2 separate regions of the Homo sapiens genome follow, and region 1 is linked to region 2. Evidence: read pairs that join two places in POLR2A ChIA-PET (ENCODE). Cell type or tissue: Panc1. All regions are shown on one strand. Links, peaks and the distances in the headings refer to the core of each region. The heading gives the core; the rest is flanking DNA.

Region 1 (2,845 bases), core at 1-2,500, 540 kb after region 2:
CTTGAGAGTTTAAAAATCTCTAGAAAAGTAACCGGCGTTTGTCTTTTCCATCCACTTACAACCAGGTTCACTGGATGTTAAACGCACAGATCAGTACATCTTGCTTACAAACCCATGCAGCTAGGGGCTGAATTTTCCCTCTTCTCATTAAGGTGCACATGCCTGTCTGTGGCCGAGTAGGGCCACGGAGAACAGGCGTGGATCTATCTCTGTTTCTTGTTACCTTTGTCCTGGTCCAGCTCCTTTTCAGCTGCCCCCTGCTGGGCTTGCCTCCCCCAGTGGTTAGGCTTTGAGTGTCTCTCCAGCCCGATGGAGGCCACTTTAGATCCCAGTTCCGGCCTTCAGTGGAATAGCTGCCCTTCAAGCTTCCCGCAGATGTAATCCACATGACATGTGGTCACAAGCGGGCAGCTGATCCGAAACAGAACTTGACAGAGGCAAGGACCATTCCCTATGCAAAAATTCCAGGTTGACATGAGACTGATAATCAGCCCCTTTGGACCTGTCATTCCACACAGATTTGCCTAGCTATGCAGCTCAGCCCACACAATCCTTTCACATTTGTTTTGTTTGGTTTTGGTTTTTGTTTTTTTTTGGCTTTTTTTTTTTTTTTTTTTTTTTTTTTTTTGAGATGGAGTCTTGCTCATTGTCCAGGCTGGAGTGCAGTAGCATGATCTCGTCTCACTGCAACCTCCGCCTCCTGGGTTCAAGTGATTCTCCTGCCTCAGCCTCCTGAGTAGCTGGGATTACAGGCGTCCACCACCATGTCCAGCTAATTTCTGTATTTTTGGTAGAGATGGGGTTTCACCATGTTGGCCAGGCTGGTCTCGAACTCCTGACCTTAAGTGATCTGCCTGGCTCGGCCCCCCAAAGTGCTGGGATTATAGGCATGAGCCATTGTGCCTGGCCTTCACATTCCTTTTGGATTTAAAGTCATTTATTGTGAATTGAGCGCAGTGGCTCATGCCTGTAATCCCAGCACTTTGGGAGGCTAAGGCAGGCAGATCACCTGAGGTCAGGAGTTCGAAACCAGCCTGGCCAACATGGTGAAATCCCGTCTCTACTAAAAATACAAAATTTAGCTGGGCGTGGTGGCACATGCCTGTAGTCCCAGCTACTTGGGAGGCTGAGGCAGGAGAATCTCTTGAACCCGGGAGGCAGAAGTTGCAGTGAGCTGAGATGGCACCACTGTACTCCAGCCTGGGCAACAGAGCGCGACTCTGTCTCCAGAAAAAAAAAAAAGTCACTTATTGGGGTATTTGTATGTTATCCTCCTCTTAATTATATTAAAAAATACTTCTTAGTAGGAAACTTAAAAGCTTCTAAAAAGTATGACTAAGAAAATCCACCTGTATGCCTGTCAGTCAGAGATGACCTCTTGTGACTTTTCCCTTCCCCTCTATTTCTAAATAGTGTTTTGTTTGTTTTTATAATAAGAGTTGAATTTTTATATTTATGCAACTTTGATTTCAAGTGTTTTCAATTTAATGTTATAACATTAGCATTTCCCCCTGGCAATTAAAAATGCTCAATGAGCATAATTGTAATGGCTTTATAATATTGTATTATGTCACTATGGCTGAATTAATATTTCCATATTTTTGGAAATGTAGGTTATTTGTAATACTTTTAAGTGAACTCTAGTTCTCACAAAGGAACAATATATTGAGCATTTTAATGTCAGGAATTTACTTTGTCCCCACTGACCCGTGACTGCTTTGGGACATCAGTGCTTGTCTGTGTGTGTGGAAGATCCGTATCTGCCTTTGCTCAAAGTTCAGCACATAAAGGGTAGATTTTTGGCGTTAACTGCAGACAGTCCATAAACTGTTATAATGTTTTCTTAATCATTTTAAAACCACCCATAAACACAGTCTTACCCAACCTTTTGTTTCCTTGCGAAACCTCATTTTATGTAGCAGGAGGGCGGTGCTACAGTGGTCAGCAGTGTGGCTGGTGCCCCTGAGCCGGTCACTGGGGGTCCTCTAGGGGCCTCTGCTCCTGGCCACCAGAGTCTCCTAATGGTGTCTGTGTGTCTCTCCCCTCAGGGCTGAAGGAGATAACTTATTAATCTGTCGAAGGCTTATGCCGAGCCAGAAGCCGAAGCCACTTGCCCTCCTGGAGGAGACCTGCAAGCTCCCTGAGCGGTGGGCGGGCCTCGTCCGCAGGTCTCATCCCACACTCTTGAGAAGCCTTGGTCACTACAGTGGTCGCACATGTTCCTCTTCCTGTTCCTGTTGACATGTCGTTGTTTAAATAAATCTCACTTGCCACCAGTCGCCTGTGGTTGGACCTCTGCTGGCTGCCGCTGCTCGTTCCGTGCCCCATGGCTTGGGCGGGCCAGGGTTCACCTCTGTGTTAGCTAAAGCCAAGGACCCCAAGTCTGCTTTGACCTTGGCTTACTCCCTGTGAGTCACACCCGGCCCATGACCTTGAGTCCATTTTAGGATCTACTCCCTCACATGCTGTTTGTTGCAGCACATGACATTGTGCCTCACTCCCTGACCCTTGTCCTCCACCAGATGTGAGGCTAGTGCTCTTCTCGGGCTCCTGTCTCCGCCCTGGCCACACTGGCCTGCTCAGTTGCCTCCTTCATCTTGGTCATGGTGGCAGGCTGAAGAATGGCCCCTAAAGTGTCCATGTCCTGATCCCCAGAACCTGTGAGTGTGTGTTACCTTCTGTGGCAAAGGGGCTTTGCAAATGGGATTAGGGGTTTGAGATGAAGAGGTGGTCCTGGGTTATCCAGGTGGGCCTGATAGGATCACGGGGTCCTCATTAGAGGGACAGACGAGGCGTCAGAGTCAGAGGGGCCCAGACAAGAAGCAGGGGCAACCAGGGGATGCTA
Region 2 (2,914 bases), core at 262-2,761:
CCAATCTTAGCCCTTTCTCATGGTTCAGTGGCACCTGGCCTGTCCATGGAAGATATCAAGCCTGTGTCTTGCCCTAGAATTTAATGTAAATTTCACAATGTAAGAATCATTTACATTTCACATTTAGCAAGTTGGAAAAAAAATCTTATTCTCCATACACTTTTTTCTTTCTTCATTTGTTTTGTTGTTGTTGAGACAGGGTCTTGCTATGTTGCCCAGGCTGGTCTTGAACTCCTGCCTCAGCCTCCCAGAGCACTGGGATTACAGAAGTGAGTCACCTTTCTTTCTTTTTCTTTCTTTCTTTTCTTTCTTTCTTTCTTTCTTTATTTCTTTTCTTTCTTTTTCTTTCTTTTTCTTTTCTTTCCTTCTTTCCTTCCTTCCTTCCTTCCTTCTTTCCTTCCTTCCTTCTTTCTTTCTTTGTAATGCTGGAACTCTATACCCTTCATCTGGATTGTTTTACTTCTTATTCATAAGATTCTGCACGTTTATTTATTTATTTACTTATATATTTATTTGTTTATTTTTGGAGACCTGTCACCCAGGCTTGAGTGCAGTGGCTCGATCTTGGCTCACTGCAACCTCTGCCTCCCAGGTTCAAGCCATTCTTCCGCCTCAGCCTCCTGAGTAGCTGAGATTACAGGAGCCCACCACCACGCCCAGCTAATTTTTGTATTTTTAGTACAGACAGGGTTTCACCATGTTGGCCAGGCTGGTCTCAAACTCCTGACCTCAAGTAATTCGCCTGCCTTGGCCTCCCAAAGTGCTGGGATTGCAGGCACGAGCCACCACACCTGGCCAGATTCTGCACCTTTTTAAAAAATTTTACTTTCTCAATTGTCTCAGCACCCATCATAGACATCACATTTGTTGGTATTCAGGGAAAACAATTACCATTTGTGTATCTGTAAACTCCCAGAACTCTCTTATTATTTCTGAGAGTTTTTGCATAATTCTCTGAGGTTTTACACAAAGAAAGATGATTTTGTCACCTTGTTGCCAGTAGCTGTACCTTATATTTTGGTCTCCATGGTTTTTTGTTTTATTTTTGCCTGAGCTTCCAGAAACATCATCAAATGATAGCAGTAGCTCACATCCTGCATTTTATTTCTGACTTTAAAGAGACAATGCTGGTGTTTTATTGTTAAGGATGATGCCGTTGATCTGAGATTCTTTTATCATCCATTCCTTAATTCATTACATATTTATTGGTACCCATCCAAGTGCATTGGATTTGGCAATATGCAGGGCACTGATCGCCTTGGGGAAAGCAGTTCCAATGGCAGGGTGCCAGCAAAAGCCAGATTGCAGTGGTTTGCAGGGAGGCATGTGACGGAAACCGTCTTCTTTACTGCCTGCCAAGGATTTTCATCAGGAATGTGTGCTGGATTCTTTCTTAATGCCTTTTCAGCATTTATTAGTAACATTGTGGGTTGTTTTTTATACTTGACCTATTGGAATGATTTAACATATTAATATATTTTCATTCATTCATTCAAGAATTACCTAAGTGCCTATGATAAGCCAGACACTCTTCTATTATTGTAATGTTAGATTTGTGATTTTATAAAATATTGTAGGACTTTGTGATTTTTTTTTTTTTTTTGAGACAGGATCTTGCTCTGTTACTCAGGCTGGATTGCAGTGGGATGATCACAGCTCCCTGCAGCCTCAAACTCCTGGGCTCAAGAGATCCTCCCATCTTATGCTCTCGAGTATTTAGGACTACAGGCACATGCCACTGCGCCTGGTTTATTTTTTAACTTTTTTTTGACAGGGTCTCACTATGTTGTCCAGGGTGGTCTTGAATTCCTGGCCTCAAGTGATCTTCTCACCTCAGCTGAGATTACAGGTAGAGCCACTAAGCCTGGCTCTTTGTTTTATTTTTATATCAATTCATAAATATTGAACTGTTTTGACAGTAGTAAGATAAATTTGACTCAGTTATGGCATTTTGTTCCTTAATTTTTAATTACTAAATCAATGGATGCTTATTATTAAAAATTCAAGATGCAAAAGCATGTAAATCCAGAAAGTTCAGATATTCCCTATTAATAGATATTTCTGAACCTTTTTAACTTTTAATTGTCATAAGCTTGAAAAAGTTATTTGTAAGCATTTTATGTAGAATTTTCACATCTATATTCATGGCTGTGGTATAGATATTACAGTAAGAGAGCCATACCTGGGGCCCCATCAGATTGGCCTCTCCTGCTAAATGACACTTTGTTGCAGGGGTTTTTTTTGTTTGTTTTTCTTTTTGTTTTTGAGACAGGGTCTCACTCCCTGGCCCAGGCTAGAGTGTAGTGGTGGGATGATGGCTGACTGCAACCTCAACCTCCCAGGCTCAGGTGATCCTCCCGTCTCAGCCTCCCTAGTAGCTGGGACTTCAGGTGCATACCACCATACCTGGCTAGTTTTAAAATTTTTTGTAGAGATGGGGTTTCACCATGTTGCTCAGGCTGGTCTCGAACTCCTGGCCTCAAGCGATCTGCCCATCCCAGTCTCCCAAAGTGCTGGGATTACAAGCGTGAGCCATCGTGCCCAGCCTGTTGCAGTTCTTGACCCATCTGTGGTCTGGGCAGCCTGGCGTTCCCTCCACCCATGGGCATGCTGGATGCCATGCGGAGGTCACTGAGGTTTACTTGTTCAAAGAGTACGAGCATTGATCTGACTATGACTCCATAGTTCTAGGCAAGGGGAAAATAATACAATAAATAGATTAAATGTACAATATATTAGATGGTGATCAGACCTATGGAGGGAAAGTAAGGAAGGAGGAAGGGAAATGTTATTGGAAGTGAGGGAACCACAGTTACTGTGGGAAGGAAGGTCCCATGTGGGGAGGTGCAGAGCTTTCTTAAAAGAGGACTCAGGCAGCAGTGAGAATGAGGGCGCCACAACCACACAACACAAT

The links. Peaks named below come from ENCODE experiments on the same cell type or tissue, not always from the same donor. Only the 100,000 strongest peaks of a DNase experiment are listed, where the experiment ranks them.
Region 1: POLR2A ChIA-PET joins it to region 2 with 11 read pairs; 2 of 35 experiments call an interaction of 5 or more read pairs at or near these places.

What each region holds. Positions count from the first base shown.
Region 1 is chr16:25,175,953-25,178,797 of GRCh38, forward strand. LCMT1 (leucine carboxyl methyltransferase 1) reads left to right here. Exons shown (of 11, transcript NM_016309.3): 11 at 2,049-2,276. The coding sequence ends at 2,071. Among named protein-coding and RNA genes, the nearest start is that of LCMT1-AS2, 28 kb to the left of the region's middle. In Panc1, for the core only: no CTCF peak of the experiment used is centred there; no DNase peak of the experiment used is centred there.
Region 2 is chr16:24,634,786-24,637,699 of GRCh38, forward strand. It overlaps a transcript of TNRC6A not described here. Among named protein-coding and RNA genes, the nearest start is that of LINC01567, 35 kb to the right of the region's middle. In Panc1, for the core only: no CTCF peak of the experiment used is centred there; a DNase peak (open chromatin) is centred at 1,306; H3K27ac peaks cover 2,206 bases.